3 separate regions of the Homo sapiens genome follow, and all the other regions are linked to region 1. The links are chromatin loops, found by intact Hi-C in ENCODE. Cell type or tissue: Calu3. All regions are shown on one strand.

What was found. A loop is a pair of places that touch in the nucleus more often than their neighbours do. Peaks named below come from ENCODE experiments on the same cell type or tissue, not always from the same donor. Only the 100,000 strongest peaks of a DNase experiment are listed, where the experiment ranks them.
Region 2: it touches region 1 in a loop (7-fold over the local background); 2 of 110 quality-filtered maps call a loop at or near these places.
Region 3: it touches region 1 in a loop (2.3-fold over the local background); 2 of 110 quality-filtered maps call a loop at or near these places.

The regions. Positions count from the first base shown.
Region 1 is chr3:109,923,872-109,931,871 of GRCh38, forward strand. No RefSeq gene overlaps it. Among named protein-coding and RNA genes, the nearest start is that of MIR4445, 330 kb to the left of the region's middle. RefSeq lists an enhancer at 2,664-3,863. In Calu3, no CTCF peak of the experiment used is centred here; a DNase peak (open chromatin) is centred at 3,480.
Region 2 is chr3:109,804,109-109,812,108 of GRCh38, forward strand. All of the region lies in intron 2 of LOC124906267 (a long non-coding RNA gene), which reads left to right. Among named protein-coding and RNA genes, the nearest start is that of MIR4445, 210 kb to the left of the region's middle. RefSeq lists an enhancer at 2,693-3,892. In Calu3, no CTCF peak of the experiment used is centred here; a DNase peak (open chromatin) is centred at 3,063.
Region 3 is chr3:109,554,775-109,562,774 of GRCh38, forward strand. No RefSeq gene overlaps it. Among named protein-coding and RNA genes, the nearest start is that of MIR4445, 44 kb to the right of the region's middle. In Calu3, no CTCF peak of the experiment used is centred here; a DNase peak (open chromatin) is centred at 4,927.

The DNA of each region.
Region 1 (8,000 bases):
GATATACTAGTGGCTTGATGTTCAATCCACCTTTCGTCTACAATCTTACGGCCTCAAGCAGATAATGCCATATTGCCATAGTGTGACTCATGTGCAAACTAGTGTTTTCTTTGATTGAACTTTTAGTGTGAGAGGTTACCGATATTCAGTGCTCAGAGCAAAATCCAAAAAGAAGCTGAAAAGACATGGGAAAAAAATAGGTCCCACAAAACAAGACATTTTCTATTGGTCTGTGCTTCACACATATTCTTACAGCAAAGACTTGCTCAGGAGCTGAATTGTCATTTCATCAGGAAAGAGTTTTATTAGTCAAGAAAGCACCCAGGCTGGTCAATAGAAATATACTGTGAGTTGACTGGTATTTTGGCCTGTGTCTAAATTTCACACTCAAGGCAGCTATGGAAGGGAGCATGAGAGTCTCTGATTCAGATGAAACAGTCAGAGAACATTAAACCTGCTTTAATTTTTGTGAAAGTTTTGCAACCCTCCAGAGGTAGATTACATTAATAGGTAATCTACATTAATAGGTTAATGCTTAACCATTTCCCCACCTGTATGTTTATAGATCTCCTTTCTCTTCCTAGAGTGTTGTGAGATGAATGGTTGGGAAAGAGAAATATGATCACATTGCTCTTATTTAAAATCATTCAACACATCCCTGTGGGTTTCAGCATAACATCTGAAGTCTTTAGAATAGAGTACAAAACTCATCATGTACCCCACATTCTCCTTTCCTGCCTTGCCTTTAATGAGTTTGTGAGTACCTACTATGTGCCTGGAACTGGGCTCCTTGCCAGGTTAAAAAGGAATACGGACCTACTGGATTGTTCCCCCCCCCCGCTTTTTTTTTTTTTGTTTTTTTGACAGAGTCTCGCTCTGTTGCCCAGGCTGGAGTGCAGTGGTGTGATCTCAGCTCACTTCAACCTCCGCCTCCTGGGTTCAAGCAATTGTCATGCCTCAGCCTCCCGAGTAGTTGGAATTACAGGCATGCAACACCACGCCCAGCTGGTTTTTGTAATTTTAGTAGAGATGGGTTTCACCATGTTGGCCATGCTGGTCTCAAACTCCTGGCCTCAAGCAATCTGCCTGCTTCAGCCTCCCAAAGTGCTGGGATTACAGGCGTGAGCCACCATGCCTGGCCTGTTCCCCCCTACTTCTCAGACCTAATCTAAAGCACATTTAATGGGCTCATTTGCCTTTTTCCATAATAATTTTTATGCCTGCCTCTCCCCATTGCCCTCTGTTTTTTACTTGATTTATCCCTACTCATTATTAAAAATTCACCCAAGGCCCAGCTCGCCTGTTCCCCTCTGGGACCCACAGGCTGTATGCACACACTCTGCATTTCCAAAAAACATTGTTTTCTTCCTTGCATTTAGCTTCTAAGTTACATGCTTTTCTCTGAGAGGAAAGTCTGTGTTTTCGTCTTTATCCTCAGTAACTTGCACAATGCCTAGCTCATAGTTGGTGTTTAATAAATGTTACTTCGCCTCTTCGGTTTTCTTAGAGGTCATCCCTTTCTGAATCAAATCTTACTTTTCGGATGGTTACTTTGATGATGTGGATTTTATTCATTTCTTTGGCAAATATTTCTTGGAAATCTACTGTGTTAGTCCTTATATAGACATATTTCACACCTGATTTCTTCAGCAACAATGGTGTTGAAGAAATGGAAACTCAGCTGTGATGTTGCTAGTCTTACCCTTCCTATGTGCCAGGAATGCTTCTCAAACTAAGGCGTATCTGACTCCAAATGCTCTTTTTTTTATGCCACGTTTTTTTCCTTTAGGGTAAAGTATAATTTTAGGTACATCTTATATAGAAAGTAAAAATATACTACAGTTTAAATTCTATCATAATTAACTCCTTAAGACCTCTAAGTTCACTTGCCATTTGATCATTACAAGCACACTGTTAGAAATCTATTTAACTGTCAGGATCTGAACATCAGAGAGGAGGCACTTAGGGCTTTATTTTTTGTTTTTCTCTTTGTTAATAAATTATCAGATGAAAAACAAAATAATATTTTGTTCCCAATAGAGGAAAGAGAAGTTCAATGCAAGTGACGCTCTTACTCCTTCCCCAAGCTTGTGGGTTGAATGTACTTACGCTGGTTGGTTTAGGGAGTTGTTGCAAGTTTCTCTCTTCAGTCACGTCTTTAAGGGGCCTGCAGGGAATAATTTTTCCCCCGTTTCCTCTCTTTGTTATAAATCTTATATAAAATGAGGAGTTTACTTGACACTGTACATGTTGTGGAAACAAAGATGGATGAATGGGGGCTGAGGCCAGTGGAGAAAAGAATTAAGCAAGAGTTGATGTTTACCAGTATTTGCATAGCAGATTAAAGATGCCTGAAAATTATTTGACCTTCCTCCCATAGAGAAATGAGATTGATTTTTCCTTCCCTTGAATTTGGGTGGACTTTGTATTTGCTTTGGTATAATACAGTGGAAGGGAAACATGCTTATTTCCAGGCCCAGGCTTTAATATATCGGCAATTGCTACTTTCAGTTTCTTGGGACTCTCACTCTAGGAGCCCTGATCTTCCATGTGAGAAGCAAAACATGGTGACCACATAAAGAGCGCCTGTGGCTATGTGGAGGGGAAAAGGGCCCACTGAGTCTGGTCGTCCAGCTCTCCTTGCAAGCTGCCCGGCTTACGCATTCCCTTCCTCTGCTCACCCCGCAACCCGCACTAGCCCAGCCGCCACCTGAATACCATTGAGTGACTGCAATTGATGTTACAGTCTTTTGCGAAGATAAGAATCTCTCAGATGAGTCTTTTCTGAATTCTTAACCTCTATTAAGCCACTGAAGTTTGGTGCAGTTTGTTAACAGTGATAGATAAGCAGAAATGTTTGTACCTAGTCATCAATTAACAATTACTTTAACTTATTCCACATCTACTGAGGAAATCACTGAAGCTAGTTGGATATATCATATCTTCCTTCATTTTGATGATGGTGTCACCAGAATATATATGTTAACTAGAAGGGAAGATATGGATTATTTGTGTGTGCATATATTTTTTAATCTTTCTAACTGATGGCAATCATAATATTTATTTAACACATTATATTTTTTCACACCACATTTACAACTATTATTTCTAAATCTTTCTACCATCAGTCTAGTAAGGTCATTTGTCAAGTCTGAATTATGCCATCTTGCAGATGCTGAAACTGAGGCATAGAGGTTAGGTTAACTCCCTAGGATCACATAGCTAAGGTTTTCACAGCACACTGGGTAAAAAAAATGTTATTCAGAAATTAAATTAATGTTAAGATGGTTATCTGTTTAATGCTTGTCACATCAACTAAACTTTAAGCTCCAGGAGGTCAGAGAACTTGTCTGTCTTCTTTAACACTTGAAGCGTAGAGCCTAGCCCAGTGCAGCCCGAGAAAACACTCACTTGGTATTAGTTGAATGAATAAATACATAAAGAATGCTGGGGCTCTGACTAAAACCTAGGTTTCCTCATTCAGAGGTTGAGTTTCTTTTAGTCACACTCCTGAGTTATGAGACAGGGTATGAGTCACTTGGGAATTTCAGTTAGAAGGCACAGGCACCAATCATGCCCTCCCCTTCCCCTGTTCCCTTTCCATCAAAGCATATCTTTGTGTGAGAAATAATGTTTTTGAAAAATCTTCCTAGTCATTCTGATATACCTCCTGTTGAGAACTAAAACACAATACTACCATTCTTTCTCTTAATCACATGTTATTCTATGTAAAAGAAGTGCTATGAGAAAATGCAATCATGTATGCTTACAAATTCTGAGAACATTAAAGTTAAAAGAAGGAAAAATAAGAGACAAAACAATGCCAGAAAAATGCACTAAAATGCAATTAACAATAATTTTTTTGTATGTGCTTAGTGAGTGTTTATCATATTGATTTTCAATTTTCAGTATTTTGATCATTTTTTTGGAGACAGTAGTTTTATAATTAAAAAGAAAATACCCCCAAAGCCCAGTACTCTGCCTTAATGATTAAATGAATGGAAGATGGAAAGCAAAGGGAGAATCTGAGTTAACCAGTCATCAATGACATGGGAAGACAATTCACTAGGAGGTATTCAGCACCTCTGAGCTAGTGGGGACTGTATCTCCAGTAAGGGTAGGTATGTAAGTTGCTTTCACTGATGCTTTTCTAAATGCTTCTGAACTCTGAAAGGCCCTTGAACTAAATGTCAGTTCCTATGAATTAATGTTGGTCTTCAGTACCTACCAGCAGGTCAGCACACTGGCAGAGAAAAAATAAAAAACAAAACAACAAAACAACAACAACAACAACAAAACAAACAAAATACTGCTTCTCAGGATTCCCAGCACAGTGAGAACAACTGGCCAATACATTTAGGAAAAAAATGCTACAAACCTTGTATTGTTCGCTACCCCAAATTCATAGATAGGCTCTTGGATGTGAGTGTCTGAAATGCTGTGTCCCATAGTTAACGGTTCATCAGTCAGGATTAGGGTAAAGGAATATTGATACTTTAAGGTAATTAGAATAACGTTTCTCTTTTGTTTCGGACAAACATAAGCTTTTTCTTTCTGTAGTCAGAACTGTCCTCTCAAATAAGAAGGAAAGAAAATATGAAGAGAGGTAGAGTAAGGAAGGAGGTAGAAAAGAGAGAGAAGGCCGGGCGCAGTGGCTCATGCCTGTGATCCCAGAACTTTTGAGAGGCAGAGGCAGGTGGATCACCTGAGGTCAGGAGTTTGAGACCAGCCTGGCCAACATGGTGAAACTCCGTCTCTACTAAAAATACAAAAATTAGCCGGGCATGGTGGTGTATGCCTGTAATCCAAGCTACCCAGGAGACTGAGGCAGGAGAATTGCTGGAAACCGGGAGGCAGAGGCTGCAGTGAGCCGAGATCACACCACTGCACTCCAGCCTGGGCGACAGAGCAAAACTCTGTCTCAAAAAAAAAAAAAAAAAAAAAAAGGAGAAAGGAGGGAGAGAGGGCAAGAGGAAGAGAGAGAGAAGGAGGGAGGGGAAGAGAGAGATAGAGAGAGGGAGAGAGAGACCTTAGCTCTGGAAAAATAGTTTTCTGGGAATACATATGTATATATTCACATACCTCAGTGAAAATATTAATGAATTAGAGTTATGTGAAAAATAAGGTGCTTTAAGAAGATTGACTAGCTCTAGTACTCATTGTCAATTGACTTTCAATTGATGGTACCTCATATACCAAATACCAAATTAGAAGATAACACCAGAAGTTGCCACATGGGTCGTCTCAGCTATAACTGAGGAAGAAGATAGAAAACTCACAGCATCCTAGGGGATGTCTGTAAACGTATAAATGGTGTCTTACACATTTCAGTTATCCTAACAGAAGGGCCACTCTTCCAGAGAAGGTGGACTGAAATTCACAAGGATGGCTCCTAGACACCAAGAGAAAGTTTAAAGATATCCCATATAATCTCCTTATTAGGTTTGGGAAGTGTGCAACTTTCAAAGATGTTATTTTTCATATCAAACTTAACTGTTACAAATATTTGGGGAACCATAAATATTAGGATTAAAAACATTCAAAAGCTCTTCTTTCAAAGACAAATCCTATTCACATTTTGGACTGTATCCTATTTTTTGTTATATTTAACAGAAATTAATCTTGTTAAAGCAACATTCCATAAAAAAAACTTACCTGTTTTGTCCCACTGTTCTTGTTTTCACGGATGCAACATGTTCTTGTTCTTGTTTTCACGGATCCCATTTTGGTCCAGCAAGAAAGTAACTTTCTAAACTAACATGAAAGGCTACTTTAACGTGGACTTTAAAAACAGCAAATGAATTTATTGCAAATAACTGAACACAGACCCGGGGATGATTCCATGTATGAACAGATCCCATATTATTATGAAGATTACATTGGTACAACACACCTTATATACTTTGAAGAATACATAAAAGAGTCTGCTATAAACTTTTAGTTCTCACTACCTAAAAACAGATAGAAATAACTCATGACCTGTCTCTAAGAAAGTAATCACTGTTACAACTCATCCTGAATTCCTTCAAATTTTACTGAACCTCCTTGATATGCTTCCCATCATTTGTTTATCATGCTGGTTTATGCTGTGATGTTAACTTTTTTCCTCTTTCTTTCTTTCTTTCCTTCCTTCCTTCCTTCCTTCCTTCCTTCCTTCCTTCCTTCTTTCTTTCTCTTTCTTTTTCTTTCTTTCTTTCTTGTTTTTCTTTTCCCCTTCCCTCCTTCCCTCCTTCCCTCCTTCCTTCCTTCCTTCCTTCCTTCCTTCCTCCCTTCCTTCCATCCTCCCTTCCTTCCTTAATGGAGTCTCACTCTGTCGCTCTGGCTGGAGTGCAGTGGTGCGATCTCGGCTCACTGCAACCTCTGCCTCACGGGTTCAAGTGATTCTCTTGCCTTAGTCTCCCAAGTAGCTAAGATTACAGGCACGTACCACCACACCTGGCTAATTTTTGTATTTTCAGCAGAGACAGGGTTTCACCCTGTTGACCAGGCTGATCTCAAACTCCTGACCTTAAGTTATCTGCCCACCTCTGCCTTCCAAAGTGCTGGGATTACAGATGTGAGCCACCATGCCCAGCCAATGTTTATTAGAAATAATATTTTAAGGTTTTATTCTTAGTCATTGAACACTGTATAATTGAAGTTTACTCAAATAAGTCTCTATTCAATTAATTAAAGTGCACTCCCTTGACTACATTTTCTAGGATGCTGTACTGCCTAAGAATGCCTGCTTATCCACTTAATTCTATAGCCGTCTTCTAACCTCAGGGCTCCCTGCCTTTCGCCATTTTATTTTCTTCTCAATTAGTATTTTGTGTGTGCGTGCAGCAGGGGCAAAAGGGAACATTTTAGATATTTTATGTCAGGAGAAATAATTTCCTCTTTAGGATTTGAGGTATTTGAAAAATGGGTCATGTTTTTTGTTTAATCTAGTGTCCCACCCCACTCCACTCCCTCTCTGTCTGCAGCAGCTCTGTAAAGTGATATTGCCTGATTTTGAATATAACATAATTTCTTAAAGATTGCTTTTAATTTTTAACATAATAGTAATTATGGCCATATAACATATTTTTATTCTTCCTCTTTCCACTTATTTTTTGTACCCTAAACACTTTTATACTTTCCATAAACTTAAAATCATTATTTTTAATTGTTTTTGAACCAAAGGTATATTATATTCATTTTTATTATGTCATAAAATTAATATAAGTCTAGTAAGGCTAATTTCAAATAGAAGTAAAAAACAAAGTTTCACAACTCATCTTCTTTATGATATATGAACAATATATATGTGTGTGTTTATATATATACATATACATATAAATATAAAATACAAAGCAATATGTTTATATATATACACATATGTATATATTATATATGCACATATATTTATTATATATTTTATTATATATTATATATACACACATATAAACACATGTATATAAATATTATATACACATTTATATTATATACACATTACATTATATTATACATTATAATATATATTATATACACATTATATATTTATATATATAAATATATATAAAAACATATTGCTTTGTATTTTGGCATTTGCTTTCTGAAGTGGGAATTCTAGATGCAAGTGCGTGGACAACAAGGTTTTCTAGGTCTTAGATTCTATATAGATGCAATCATACTTCAGCAATGTTTGTCCAGCTAGCTGTCCCACATTACCTATATGATGATTATATGGGTAATATTATTTTTGTCTATTATTTAAAGCTTTTTAAAAGATAAGTTTTTCTTACAACAAAATTAATAACAGTGTTTTGTGAGGTTTAAGCCATATGAAGAAGTAAAATGTATGACATTAGTCCTAAAGCAAGGAGATGGAAGAATACTCTCATTAGTTTGTTATATTGGATCTGAAATGGTATTATATCCCTTGGAGATAGGCTGTTACATACAAGTAAAAGATGTAAATTATATATCTGAAAGCAAGCACTAAAATAACACAAAAGTTATAACTAATAACCCAATAA
Region 2 (8,000 bases), 120 kb before region 1:
TTTTTTTTCTTTCCAGTGTTAGGATAGACAACCTTATTTCCTTCCCACAAATGGCAATTCTTTAGATTACTGGAGGGGGGACAGCTTGTCTGTTTTCTAATTTCAAAAACGAATAATTCCTTTAAAAGCTTCAGATTTTGGTGCTTTTGTCATCTTGCTACAGGGCTCTGGACCCTTGGCCAGTGGCCAGCTTTAGAAATGGTCATTTAGGAAGCAAGTCTTCCCCAGAGAATGCATGTGCTGAGTTGCTCTCATGTTTGCTGGTGGACAGTTGGTCCCGTGTCCCCAACACCACAAAGGCTTTCATGGACAGAGTCCTTCATGGGTAAGAGAAAAAGCTGGGACACATTTTTAAAAAACTTTTAGTACATGTAAAAGTGATGTTCTTTATAAGAAAAATGTTCTTTATTCATTTTGGAAAAAAAGTAGAGTCCAAATTTACCAAAGTATAAACACTGAGAGACAAAAGCTGTGGAGATATAAAAAACAGAAAAACAGGCACTTTGCTTCATGCATATATCAACAAATTTTAAAAATCAAAGACAAACTAAAATTGTCAGTAGGGGTCCTACAGGCAAAAAAGACATCATCTAAAAAAGAAGTCTTAAGGAGGGAGTGAAAAAGTAAAGATGGACGAGAACAGTGTAAGTAAATGCTGTATATCTTCCTTTAGGTTTTGAGCACCTTTTGGATTAATGCCAGAAGAAATCCTTCAAAAGTAAGTGGGTGTGTATGGTCAGGCCTGGCTTATGGGCTTCCCTGCCTTTATAGAAATCATGTCAATTAGTTTCAGCTTCATGAAACATTAGTCATAAAGGTGTGAAAGCAGTGGTCTAATTGAACCACAGGTAGCTTAATGACTCATTTTAAACACTTTACTCTCACTTTCTCAAGAAAATAGGAGGCACAATGAAATAAATTGCTAGGCTAAAGCCAAGTATCAAGAATCCTGATATTCAACATAGTTAACCCATAGGGTGGATGTAGAATCTGCAGCAAAGGCCCAGATCAGGAGCTAAGACTCAGATAGGACTGGATAGATTAGAGAAATCAACCATCTGGGCCAGAGACTTCAATATTGTGAAATAAATAATTGGCCTTTACAGCTAATGTAGAGACCAGTGCCTACTTGGAATTCTGACAAAGAGAATAAAGTAATTAAAACCAGATTGACCTCTATAGTTTGTCCTGAGCAGAATCTAACAAAATCCAGCTTCTTTTGTTTACCTGCTCTATCTCCCATGTTGAGTAAGAATATTGTGGTCAAGATGGAAGTGGGTAGTAGGATCTAGCCTGAAGCGGAGAGTGGAGCAGGAAATGTGGGATGTAAGGATAAGCAGAATTTGCTGAATGCTTTTCAGGAGGATGAAAGAGTACATCAGACAATAATATATAGTCTTTGTTAGCTTTTCTTTTTATACAATGTTATAGACTTCAAAGAGATTCTATATTCCAAATCTTCACAAGATTTCTCACAAGAATATTTATGTGAAGCAAGGTACATACAATAAAATTGAGACTCAAGAGATTAAGTTACATGCTCAAAGTCAACTGAATAATAAATAGCACAGCCTGGATAGACTCCAACCCAGAGCATCCTGAGTGATTTTTCCCAGGAATCTTTTCATTTTTATGTCTATTTAATTCTGATGTCCCATTCATATGGAGACATATGATATGGACTTCCGTTTGCTACCATATAAATAAAGAGCAATATGAAGATGGGATAAGGGAATGTCCAGAATGCCAGAGTCAAACTAGCATCAATAGTGGCAATTATCCAAATGACTGGGGAGAACACCAGGATCTTAGAAATGGTATTTTAGATGTTACCAAGCAAGGCCATCTAAAGTAAGCCTTCAAAGAGTTCCAGAAGCAAAGAAAACAGATGAAAAGGCATGAAAACATGAACACTCTAATAACAGTTAAAGTAAATGGGATTGCTCTTGCCAAGACCTATGAACTATATCTGATTGTAGAGAAAAATAAAACAGCGGGTGAGGTGGTGCATCCATTCTGCAGATATATCTTTCAATAGGGAAGGCAGTTATAAACGAGGTGACTCTCTCTTGATTTCCATGATTTTAATTTTGTGACATAATGTGTATTCATTTATATTTTCTATTGAGTATGAGTCCATACACAATTAATGGTTAAATTTTTGAAAATATAAAGATTTTTACTGATAAAATTTATCATTCAAGGTTGGGATGCATATACTTTTCGCAGTAAAAGAGCAACAAATTTGTTAGAAAGTAGTTTTAATTGGTATCCTTTAAAAGAACCTTGTAGGATCGTGTTACTTCACATATAGGAGAATATTTCTCTAGCTTGTGGCTTCAGTGATACATTTTTTATGGACTGGTTGCCAGTGATTCTCGCCCATGAAATGTATAGAGAAGTCTGTTGACACTTCTTATCCTCTCTCTCTTTTACCTGATTTGAAGCAAAAATAGTCATTTTGGAATTAAGAGGAAAAGGACAAGTGAACTTTTGACTTAATCTTAACATTGTTGAGCTCCTGAGCTAATGAAAGCAACAAGTTCTTACTTTCAGATTTTGCATTCTGTGACTAAACAAAAAAGACTCCCTCTATTTTTTAAATTACTTTTTAAAAATACCTAATCAGATATTTTATTAATTGAAACCAAAGGCATTTCTAACTGTACCCTAACTTCCTGTCTTGTTTTCTCTTTCAGCTTTGTGTCAGTCTTTCTGTTGTGGAGATTTTTTTTTTTTCAGTCTTTTTGTCTGCCTAGCATTTGCATCCCCTTTCTACGTGAGATTAATCTTGGTGGGAGAAAGAGCAAACTTTAAACTTTAGAAACATTAACTATATAAACTATAAAAACTAAAAATACCAGATACGTTCTCAGCCTGATTTGAAGCAAGGGTTTGGGCAAATACTTCGGGCTCTCTATATTGGATGCACTCATACCAGTTTTTGAGTAGGAAGTTAGTGACACCAAAAAACACGGGAAGTGACTCATTCTCTGATAAAGGAAGTGGTTACAGCACAATTGTGTTCCTGATAGATCAGTGACAACATTATCTAGGACACTCAGTGTTCTAGTTTTGTGGGGGCAGAAGTAGTTTCCTCATCAGCCCAGTTTTGCAGCCTCAATTGGGGCATTGTTCAAGATTCATTGTTCTGAGCAAGATGGTTCCGCTCTCCTGGTGATTCAGAGAGCTACCTATTAGTTTTTAAAATAAACTCTTTTTTATCCTCCCATTTATTCAGTCATGATTGATTTCTTATTTTGCTTGCAAATAAGGACCTTGCTTGATGTATTGTCTATCTCTTAGGCCAAAAGAATAGAGGCCAGAGAAGAGGAGCCAGGCTGGTAGAAACATCTCGCCTTTTCTGCTTGGGTATGCTGTCACCTTTTACAAATGAATAAGCATGTTAATAAGCTGACAAGAGAAAGAGAGAGGAAGAAAACACGTAAAAAAATAAAAATAGGCCAGGCGCTGTGGCTCATGCCTGTAATCTCAGCACTTTGGGAGGCTGAGGTGGGCGGATCACAAGGTCAGGAATTCGAGACCAGCCTGGACAATATGGCGAAACCCCGTCTCAATTAAAAATACCAAAAAAAATTAGCTGGGTGTGGTGGCGGGCGCCTGTAGTCCCAGATACTCAGGAGGCTGAGGCAGGAGAATCGTTTGAACCCAGGAGGTGGAGGTTGCAGTGAGTCAAGATCACGCCACTGCACTCCAGCCTGTGCAACAGAGATAGACTGTCAAAAAAAAAAATTCACGGCATTTATGGCTTTAAGGATCTGTGTAAAAAACTACTGGTAACACTTCAGGGTATCTTTAATGATATCAATTGATATGTCTCTATCATTCATTCATATATCCTTCATTCAGTAGGTAGCCAGACTCTGTGCTTCTTGGTCTCAAGGATGTTTTGAGTTTGAAAAAACTGAAGTTTTACTTCCAACCTAGGTTTTCATTTTCTAAGTCTATACTTTTTGATAAAGTTGTGCTAGACGCCCTTGAAAGAGAGGAGAGAGAGAATGCCTCCTACATGAAATAAAAGAAAAGGGATTACTTTTACTCACAGTGAAGAGTTTCCTTACACCCAGTTTCCTTACTCCTAGATCTGGAGATCTGTGATATCTCCAGATAGGAGTGCAAGGACACAGAACCACTGTAGGGATTCCTCAAAGGCCACAGCAGGACCCTGCTAACTATCAGTGCTGTGTGGAGGAAGCAAGACTTCAGGAGGAATGTTGGTGGGTTTCAGGCTCGCCAAAGTTTGCTCCATCCTCAGTGTGGTGCACAGAAGCATCGGTCAGGAAGAAGGCTGGATTTGGAGGGACCCTGTGGAACAGACTCCAGTGTCTAGGTAGTAAACATTGGACAGATGGCCAATGACCCAGGAGCCACCCTATGTCATTGTGCTACTAAGACCTTCACATACTTCATTACCCTGGTAGTAGAGGGTCCTCAAGAATTGCTGAGATAGATATTTGACTATCTTGGCAAGAAGTGGACAAGAAGTAAGTATTAAGTACATTTATAGAAAATAAAGAAATGCATTATTATATTAGTTTGTTAGAGCTGTTGTAACAAAGTATGTGGACCCTATGGGTTAAACAACAGATATTTATTTTCTCAAAAATATGGTGGCTAGAAGTCCAAGTCAAGTTGTCAGTAGGATGATTTCTCCTGAGGCCTTTCTTGTCTTGTCTTCTCCCTGTGTGTTTACTGTGTGTGCATGGTCTTTGTGTGTGTGTGTATGTGTCCTAATCTCCATGTTTTAATAAGTACACCACTCATATTGGATTAGGGCTCCCCCTATGACCTAATTTTTCCTAAATTACCTTTTTAAAGACCCTATCTCTATATACTGTCACACTCTCAGGTACTGTAGTTTAGAACTTTAGCATATAAATTTTGCGGGACACAATTTATTCCATAACAATTATATTTTGCCCAACTGAGTTTGAGATTGTGTTCAAGTTTTCTCTATTATGATGTTACAAATTATTGTTACTAATAATATAAATAATAATAGCAAATAGGTATTAGGCACTTTTAAAAAACATTTTAGGTGATAACTCATTTAATCCCTGCAATAGTCTAACATAAGAGATATATTGTTCACATTTTATTAATCAGAAAGCTGAGGCATAAGATTTCTGTAACATTTGTAAACACTAGGCTGCACTGTATCCCAATAAAAGTAATACAGTAATTACTAAGCATGGAAGGTATGGCATAATTGATCCTCCAGTTGGATCAGAGAAGGGATTTTTGCTCACTATGACCTTTCTCATTTTGTTCTTGATTCCTGAAGGTTCTGTCCTATCATTTAACATGGGTAGCTGTATTAGTCAGGGTTCTCTAGAAGGACAGAACTAATAGAATACATGTATATATAAAGGGGAGTTTATTAAGGAGTGTTGACTCACAGGATGACAAGGTGAGGTCCCACAATAGGCCATCTGGAAGCTGAGGAGCAAGGAAGCCAGTCCAAGTCCCAAAGCTGAAGAACTTGAGGTCCAATGTTCGAGGGCAAGAAGCATCCATCACAGGATAAAGACATAGGCTGGGAGGATAAGCCAGTCTAGGCTTTATTTATTTATTTATTTATTTATTTATTTATTTATTTATTTTTACATTCTTCTGCCTGCTTTTATTCTGGCCGCAGTGGCAGCTGATTAGATAGATTGTGCCCACCAGGATTGAGGATGGGTCTCCTTTCCCAGTCCACTGACTCAAATGTTAATTTCCTTCAGCAACACCCTCATAGATATACCCACAACGACACTTTGCATCCTTCAATCCAATGAAGTTTACACTCAATATTAATCATCACAGTAGCCATTAGTAATGCTAAAATTGGCTGGCTAGGAATTAGAGGTGAGATAAAACTCTTGAAATTATCTTTTTTTTTTTTTTTGTGACAGAGTCTTGCTCTGTCACCCAGGCTGGAGTGCGATGGTGCAATCTTGGCTCACTGAAACCTCTGCCTCCCGGGTTCAGGCGATTCTTCTGCCTCAGCCTCCCAAGTAGCTGGGACTACAGGCACATGCCACCATGCCTGGCTAATTTTTGCATTTTTGGTAGAGACGAGGTTTCACCATACTGGCCAGGCTGGTCTCGAGCTCCTGACCTTGTGATCCGCCTGCCTCAGCCTCCCAAAGTGCTGGCATTACAGACATGAGCCACTGCGCCCGGCCAAAATTATCTTCTTTTTTATCGTGGGGTACAGATATTTGGGTCTCTGGTTTCTATGTTATAGATAAAATCATAGTATAGAAATGCTACGAGTCTACAGCCTTATTATTATTTTTTTAATTTAATGGGCCTAGATTTGGCTCTGCAATAAAAAGTATTCCCAAACCTCAGTCAGTAAGGGTGCAATCTCCCTTCTGTAGTGGCATTTAAAGTCTTATTTTTCAGTCTTAGGGTCCATCCTCGTTGTTCAGTTTGTTTGGTTGTTTTTTTTTTTTTTTGTACTCTTCAGGTTTTGAGTGACTTTATTGGGAATTATGTGAGTCAGGGTCTACAAGATATTGATCTAGGACTTATTTCCTTTCTCTAATCATTTCAGGTCAAAGCTCCATTCCACTCTCTGGCTTCTGTGGAGGAAGGGCTGAACTGTGCCTAGTTATTTTGAGGTTTGGGACAAACCAAAGAATTGAGCATAGTGGTGAATCGTTTTGAAATGAGAGACCTAGCCAAGGATATGTTCACTTAGTAAGAGGTCACATCTTCTGCAAAATAAAAAAATCAATCAAATCTCTCTCAGTAAAATTGGTTGTTATGTGAAGGCACTGTAAAGCATAAATAATATGCAAATTGTATTTATTGTTGCTATTATTATTCTACTTCTGTGGTGTAACAATAGTAGCACCTTATGTTTACATACTAGTCACTTTATAAAAACTGGGACTAAAAATCAAGAACTACAGTTGACCTTTGAAGAATATAGGTTTGCACTGCATGGGTTTACCTATAATCAGATTTTTTAAAAAAATAAATACAATTGGGCTTCTATATTGGCTGATTTGCCACCCACAACCAAACACACGCATTGAAAATACAGTGTTAGCAGGATGTGAAACCTGCATATATGGAGGGCCAGAGGGGCGACTTTTCGTTTCTGCAGGTTCTACAGGGTTGACTGCCGGACTTGAATATGCACCAGCTTTGGTGTTTGTGGGCAGTCCTGGAACCAATACCCCACAGATACCAAGGGATGACAATATTTATTTTGAAATAATAATATAAAAACATTTAACACAATGATTATAGCAATTCATCTTAATCCTGGCTTCGTAGTAGAATTGCTAGGAGGCTTCTACATAGTCATGTCTGACTCTATCAAGATTAATTACATCAGTAGCCCTTGAGGTAAGGCCTGAGTATTACTAGTTTTTGAAACTTCCCAGGTGATTCTAACATAAATCAAGGATTGAGAATCAGTGAGCTATAGGAAGAGCTATCAGGCTTAGTCAGCTACCAGCTGCATATAAGTAAAACTCCTGAGTAAGAGTGGATTAAATAAAATAAATATTTTTTCTCTTACTTAAAAGAAATCTTGAGGGAGACACCGCAGGGCTGGTGTGGTGGCTCTGTGCTACTATTAGGAACCCATGCCCATGCCACCTCTTTCTCAGCATGTGACTTCCATTCACAAGATCACCTTGTAGCAAGATTTTTATGTATTTAACCATTATTTATTGGGCACCTACCCTATCATTGGAACTGTTCTAGGTTCTAATTGCATTTTAGATAGAGTGGCCACAAAATACCTTGCTGAAAAGGTGATGTTTGAGTAAAAAACTAAAGGAGGTTAAGGAGCAAGCCATGCGGATATCTGCAGTTAAGTCTTCCAAACAGAGCAAAGAAACATAAGTCCCTAAGGTAGGAATGGGCCTGCTGTATTTGCAGAAAAGCAAAGAAGCCAATGTGGCTAGCACTAAATGAGTACAGTGTTACGCAGAAGGGACATGAGACAGATGGGAGAGGGGGACATACTGAGT
Region 3 (8,000 bases), 370 kb before region 1:
TTTTGAGAACTGTCTATTCATGTCCTTTGCCCACTTTTTAAGGGGATTATTTGTTTTTTTTCTTGTTGATTAGTTTGAATTCCTTGTAGACTCTGGATATTAATGCTTTGTCAGATGCATAGTTTGTGAATATTTTCTCCCACTCTGTGGGTTGTCTGTTTATTCTGCTGATTATTTCTTTTGCTGTGTGGAAGCATTTTAGTTTAATTAAGTCCTATTTATTTATTTATTTATTTATTTATTTTGCATTTGCTTTTGGGTTCTTGGTCATGAAGTCTTTTCCTAAGCCAATGTCTAGAAGAGTTTTTCTGGTGTTATCTTCTAGAATTTTTAAGGTTTCAAGTCTTAGATTTAAGTCTTTGATCCATCTTGAGTTGATCTTTGTCTAAGGTGAGAGATGAGGATTCAGTTTCATTCTTCTATATGTGTCTTGCCAATTATCCCACCACCATTTATTGAAGAGGGTGTCCTTTCCCCACTTTGTGTTTTTGTGTGGTTTGTTGAAGATCAGTTGGCTGTAAGTATTTGAGTTTATTTCTGGGTTCTCTATTCTGTTCCATTGGTCTTCATGCCTTTTTTTTATACCAGTACCATACTGCTTCGGTAGCTATAGCCTTGTAGTATAGTTTGAAGTCTATCACATAACCTAATGTGATGCCTCCAAATTTGTTCTTTTTGCTTAGTCTTGCTTTGGCTATGCAGGCTCTTTTTTCATTCAATATTAATTTTAGGATTTTTTTCTAGTTCTTTGAAAATGATAGTGATATTTTGATGGGAATTACATTGAATCTGTAGATTGCCTTTGGCATTATGGTTATTTTCACAATAATTCTACCCATTCAGGAACATGGGATGTGTTTCCATTACTTTGCGTCTTCTATGATTTCTTTCAGCAGTGTATTGTAGTTTTCCTTGTAGAGATCTCTGACCTCCTTGGTTAAGTATATTCCTGAATATTTTATTTCATTTTATTTTATTTTATTTGCAGTTGTAATAAAGATTGAGTTCTTTATTTTATTCTCAGCTTGGTTGTTGTTGGTGTAGAAGTGCTACTGATTTGTGTACACTGATTTTGTGTCTTGAAACTTTACTGAATTCATTTATCAGATCTAGGAGCTTTTTAGATGAGTCTTTAGCATTTTCTAGGTATATGATCATATCTGAGAGCAGTGACAGTGTGACTTTCTCTTTTCCAATTTGGATGCCCTTTATTTCTTTCTCTTGCCTGATTGCTCTGGCTAGGATTTCCAGTACTACATTGAATATAAGTGGCAAAAGTGAGCATCCTTGTTTTTTCCAGTTCTCACGGGGATTGCTTTCAGCTTTTCCCTGTTCCGTATGATGTTGGCTATGGGTTTGTCATAGATGGCTTTTATTACTTTGAGATATACTTCTTCTGTGCCAGTTTTGCTGAGGATTTTAATCATAAAGGGATGCTGGATTTTGTCAAATGCTTTTTCTGCTTCTGTAGAGATGATTATATAATTTTTGCTTTTAATTCTGTTTATGTAATATACCACATTAATTGACTTGTGTATTTTAAACCATCCCTGGACCCCTGGTATGAAATCCACTTGCTCATGTTGTATTATCTTTTTGATATGCTGTTGGATTTGGTTAGCTAGTATTTTGTTCAGGATTTTTGCATCTATGTTCATCAGGGATATTGGTTTGTAGTTTTGTTGTTGTTGTTGTTGTTATGTTCTTTCCTGATTTTGGTATTTGGGTGATACTGGCTTCATAGAATGATTTAGGGAGGATTCCCTCTGTTTCTATCTTTTAGAATAGTTTCAGTAGGATTGGTAGCAATTCTTCTTTAAATGTCTAATAGGATTCAGCTGTGAATCCATTTGGTCCTGGACATTTTTTTGTTGGCAATTTTTTTTATTGGTTTCAATCCCTCTACTTATTCTTTATTTGTTCAGTTTCTACTTCTTCATGATTTAATTTAATCTAGGAGGGATGTGTATTTCCAGCAAGTTATCCATCTCCTCTAGATTTTCTACTTTGTACACATAAAGATGTTCATAATAATCTTGAATGATCTTTTGTATTTCTGTGGTATTGGTTGTATTATCTTCCGTTTCATTTTGAATTGAGCTTATTTGGATCTTCTCCCTTCTTGGTTAATCTCGCTAACAGTCTATCAGTTTTATTTATCCTTTCAAAGAACTAGTTTTTGTTTCATTTATCTTTTGTATTTTTTTGTTTCAATTTCATTTAGTTCTGCTCTGATCTTTGTTATTTCTTTTCTTCTGCTGAGTTTGGGTTTGATTTGTTCTTGTTTCTTTAGTTCCTTGAGGTGTGACCTTAGATTGTCTATTTGTGCTCTTTCAGACTTTTTGATATAGGCATTTAATGCCCTGGGCTTTCGCCTTAGCACCTGTAGATTTTGCTGTAGATTTTGATTTGAGGTTTTGATAAGTTGTGTCACTATTATTATTCAGTTCAAAAAATTTTCTAATTTTCATATTGATTTCATTGTTGACTCAAAGATCATTCAAGAGCAGATTATTTAATTTCCATGTGTTTGTATAGTTTTGAGGTTTCTTTTGGAGTTAATTTCCAGTTTTATTTCATGGTGGCTTGAGAAGATACTTGATATAATTTCGGTTTTCTTAAATTTATTGAGACTTGTTTTGTGGCCTATTGTAAGTGCCCCACTGATATCGTGTTGCTGTCTATCTCATTTCTTGGGTCTAGTAGTAATTGTTTTATAAATTGGGGAGCTCCAGTGTTAGGTGCATATATATTTAAAATGGTGATGTTTTCTGGTTGGACTAATCCTTTTATCATGATATAATGTCCCTCTGTCTTTTTAAACTATTGTTGCTTTAAAGTTTGTTTTGTCTGATATAAGAATAGCTACTCCTCCTCATTTTTGGTTTCTATTTGCATGGAATATATTTTTCCAACCCTTTACCTTGAGTTTATATAAGTCCTTATGTATTAGGTGAGTCTCTTGAAGACAGCAGATGCTTGGTTGGTGGATTTTTATCCATTCTGCCATACTGTATCTTTTAAGTGGTGCATTTATGCCATTTACATTCAATGTTAGTATTGAGATGTGAGTTACTGGTCTGTTCCTCATGGTAGTTGTTGCCTGAATATCTTATTTTTTTCTATTGTATTATTGTCTTATAGGACCTGTGAGATTTATGCTTTAAGGAGGTTCTATTTTGGTGTATTTCATGGTTTTGTTTCAAAATGTAGAACTCCTTTTAGGATTTCTTGTAGTGCTGGTTTTATAGTGGTAAATTGATATGGTTTGGCTGTGTTCCCATCTAAATCTCAACTTGAATGGTATCTCCCCAAATTCCCACATTTTGTGGGAGGGAACCAGGGGGAGGTAATTGAATCATGGGGGCCAGTCTTTCTCATGTTATTCTTGTGATAGTGAATAAGTCTCATAAGATCTGATGGGCTTATCAGGTGTTTCTGCTTTTACTTCTTCCTCATTTTCTCTTGCCATCGCCATGTAAGAAGATCCTTTCACCTCCCGCCATGATTCTGAGGCCTCCCCAGCCATGTGGAACTGTAGGTCCAATTAAACCTTTTTCTGTTCCCAGTTTCGGGTATGTCTTTATCAGCAGTGTGAAAATGAACTAATAGAAAAATTATCTCAGCATTTGTTTGTCTGGAAAAGACTTTATCTCTCCCTCATTTATGAAGCTTAGTTTTGCTGGACACATAATGCTTGGCTGACAATTATTTTGTTTAAGGAGGCTAAAGGTTAAGATCTCACTGCCTTCTGGCTTGTAAAGTTTCTTCTGAGAAATCAGCTGTTAATCTGATACGTTTTCCTTTATAGGTTGTTTTTGTCTCACAGCTGTTAAGATTCTTTCCTTCACCTTGACTTTACATAACCTGATGACTACGTGGCTAGGTGATGAACTTTTTGTGATAAATTTACCAGGAGTCCTTTGAGCTTCTTGTATTTGGATAGCTAGATCTTTAGCAAGGCTAGGGAAGTTTTCCTCAATTATTCCCTCAAATAAGTTTCCCAGACTTTTAGATTTCTATTCCTTCTCAGAAACAACAATTATTCTTAGGTTTGGTCATTTAACATAATTGCAGATTTCTTGGAGGTTTTGTTTAATTTTTAAAATTCTTTTTAAAAAAATTTTTTGATTGGGTTAATTTGAAAGCCTTGACTGTGAGCTTTGAAGTTCTTTCTTTTACTTGTTCTAGTCTATTGTTGAAATTTTTCACTGCATTTTGTATTTCCCTAAGTTTGTTTTTCATTTCTAGAAGTTGTAATTGTTTTTTCTTTATATCAATTTCTCTGGAGCATTTTTCACCCATATCCTGTATTGTTCTTAAAGTTTCTTTAAGTTGTTTTTCACCTTTCTTTGGTATCTCCTTTGGTAGCTTAATAATCAACCTTTTTTTTTTTTTCTCTGAATTCTTTTTCTGGCAATTCAGAGTTTTCTTCTTGGTTTGGATCCATTGCTGGAGAGCTAGTGTGATCTTTGGGGGTGTTACAGAACACTGTTTTGTCATATTATCAGAATTACTTTTCTGGTTCTTTCTCATTTGAGTAGACTATTTCTTCAAATTCTTCTTGAATTTATTTTTGATTGAATTTTGTTTTTTTAAATTTAAATTTCTTTTTTTCCCTCTTAAGATCAGACTTTAAAGTTCATTTTAGCCTAATTTGATTCTCGGTGTCAGTATGTGTGAAGACTCTGTATGAGATCCTTTGTTATAGACAGTCTTTGTGCCTTGGCATTCCCCAATGGTGATGGTAATAGTTATATTCTTAGTGTGTGAATGAGTTCATTGTCTCCTATGGAGTTGGATGGCAGGGATCTCATGAAGCTTATCTCATTCTCTTGTGGTGTACACTTTATTTATTTAATTTGTCCCCAATGTTTTGTTTACTGAGTTGATGATTCAGCTTCAGGCCAATAGGGGAAGTATCCCTGGGCAGGCACAAGTTGTGGCTAAGGCAGGTGTGTAGATGCAATCCTAATGCTGGGCTGAGGTCCTAGCCTTGATGAGGGTGCCTGGAGGGGCTCTCAATTAGAAATACTGGGGTTTTATCAGGGTGAAGAGTGGGAGCTACCTCAGCTCCCCTGCCAGGTCATCAGGAAAGCTATTCACCTCACAGCCTCACTCTTCTCTTAGTGTTTCAGCTATTTAGATCAGAGAGGAACCTCTGTTTATCTATATGAATGTTGATATTTCAAGTAGGGAGGAATTGTGACTTTGCCTCTACTGCAGGCCTGAATCTGGGGTGTGCTCCTCCTGTGGGGCTGCACTCACCCTGGATTGTTCTAGAAAGGCTGTCTATAGGTGTCTCCATGCTGCATTCCTATGAAGGAAGCTCCAGCTGTGTCTATGCGGGAGTGATAGGGGATACAAGGATCCCTTCCCCAAGGTCCTTCATGATCACAGAGGCTGCCTGCCTGTTGAAGTATAGGTACAGATATTCCCTACTGCGCCCAACACTGCAATTTTGGTTCTGCTGTGAGAAACGTCCCACTGGCTGAAGGATCTGGAACACAAGACCTGCTGTTCAAATTCTTTTGTCCTGTTGGATGATCACTTGATGTGGTGCTCTCCCACTTCCCCTAGGGATGGGGCTTCCTGAGAGCTAGACTGGAGTGATTGTTATTGCTCTTCTGGGTCTAGCCTCCCAGTGGGGCTACCAGGCTCTGGGCTGGTGCTGGGGAATGTCTGCAAAGAGTCCTGTGATGTGATCGGTCTTCAGGTCTCCCAGCTGTAGATACCAGCACCTGCTCTTGTGGAGGTGACAGCGGACTGAAGTAAACTCTGAGAATCCTTGGTCATAGGTTTAATATACTGGCTTTCTTGAATGCTGGTTATGCTAGCAGCGAAGTTGTCATGTGGACAGACTCAGGACCTCTGGTTAGCCAGGATGTTTCAGACAGTTGCATTAGCTGTTGTTTTCTCCTTCCTGGGAGCAGTGTTATTCTGTCATAAGTTGCTGTAATGGCCTAAATTGGTTAGCCTCCTGCCAGGAGGTGGCACTTTCAAGAGAGCACCAGCTGTGGTATTAGCAGTGGAATTTAAGGTTGTCCTAAATTGGCCAGTGGAAGTATTCTGGTTTCTCAGGGGATGGGCAGGGCCATTAACCTCCCAAGAGTATATGTCTTTTGTGTTCAGCTACTGGGGTAGGTAGAGAAATACCATCATGTGGGGATAGGGTTACATGGGCCTGAGCTCAGACTCTCCTTAGGCTGGGCTTGCTGCAGCCACTGTGGGGGATGGGGAGTGGTTCTCAGGCCAATGGGGTTATGTTACATAGGGGATTATGGCTGCCTCTACTGTGCAGTATAGTTCACCAGAGAAGTGGGGGGATAGCTGGTAGTGAAAGGCCTCACCCAGCTCCAATGCAGTTGGTGAAGCTGGTCTCACTCCTGCAGTGCCTGCTAACAGCATCAAGTTTAGATTCAGGAAGCCTGAGCACAGAAGTCAGACCTGTCCCACCATAAACTTCTTGACCAAGAAAGCAAGCACAGCATTCAGGCCATGCCCCTGTCTGTCTGCCCACAACATTGGCAGCTTCTGTGCTCATATCTGGAGCGGTTCCCGTTTGCTCCCTGGATTCTGCTCAAGGAAGTTTGTGCCTACTCGAAATTATCACAAAATTCAGTTGAATGCTTCTTTCATCCTGTGACCCCTCCCTAATTCTGCTGGCTACCTTCCCTGTGGGCCTCTGTGAGATATAGTGAGGGATGGCTTCCCTGGGCTCAAGCTGGAGACTGACAGTACCTATAAGGCTCTTCCCACTGCTGTTTCTACTTTTGTATTTCACATAGCTTTCTAAATTTTTTCTAGCTCTAGGTAAGGTTAAATTCTTCTCCTGTGATTTGGATTTTCAGATTCCTCAGTGGAGAATATGTGTTCAGAGGCAAACTTTTCCTCCTCTCACACTTCAGGGACTCACAGTTTTTTGTTTGTCTTGTGAAGTTTGCAGTGGCATGCTATTCCTTTCAAAGGATCTGTGAATTCTTTTGATTTTCCTGGTCCATTCCTGCAGTGGTTCTTGGAAGAAAAGTTCACAATGAGAGCCTCTACACTCTGTTCTGTCCGTCCAAATGGGAGATGCACAGTAGCCCTGCCTCCTATCCACCATCTTGCTCCTGGCATATTATGGTTTTTAATTAAATTGTACTATCTTTTTCTCTCATAAATAGAAATAAAAATAGCTTATTTGTACAGAATCAAACATATCAAGAATTCATAATTTAACTAACTTTATGGATGTACCAAGTTATCTTAGACTTCCAAAATCTCAATTTTCTTATTTTTATAATGAGTATAATAATGTATCTCTCACAACGTTGTTGGAAAACTTAAATAATAAATGGGAAAGAAGCTAGCAGTATGTATATGACTTACTTATAGTAGACATAAAGGGATGTTAATCATTTTCCCAGGTTTGATGTGTTAATTAATTAAAAACTGATTACAATATTTTGGACCAGGTGCTGTGACTGGAAGTTACTGAAGGAGGTAAGTAAACATAATTTATATTTTTGGTCATTTAATTGTATTGCCAATATCTTTTAGTTGGATAGTGGTGGTAAGCACTCTATTTCACTTTTCTCTCCCTTTCTTATAAAGGGGGTTTAATTAAAGCATTATTGTATTTGCCTTTTTATTTTTATTTTTTTTGAGACAGAGTGTTGCTCTGTCACCCAGGCTGGAGTGCAATGGTGTGATCTCAGCTTACGACAAGTTCCGCCCTCCAGGATCACGCCATTCTCCTGCCTCGGCCTCCTGAATAGCTGGGACTACTGGCGCCCACCAACATCCCTGGCTAATTTTGTTTTTGTATTTTTAGTACAGACGGTGTTTCACTGTGTTAGCCAGGATGGTTTCAGTCTCCTGACCTTGTGATCCACCTGCCTTGGCCTCCCAAAGTACTGGGATTACAAGCGTGAGCCACCACACCCAGCTGTATTTGCCTTTTATAGATCCTCTTTGGTGAAATGTCTCTTCATGTCTTTTGCCATTTTCTTTTTGAA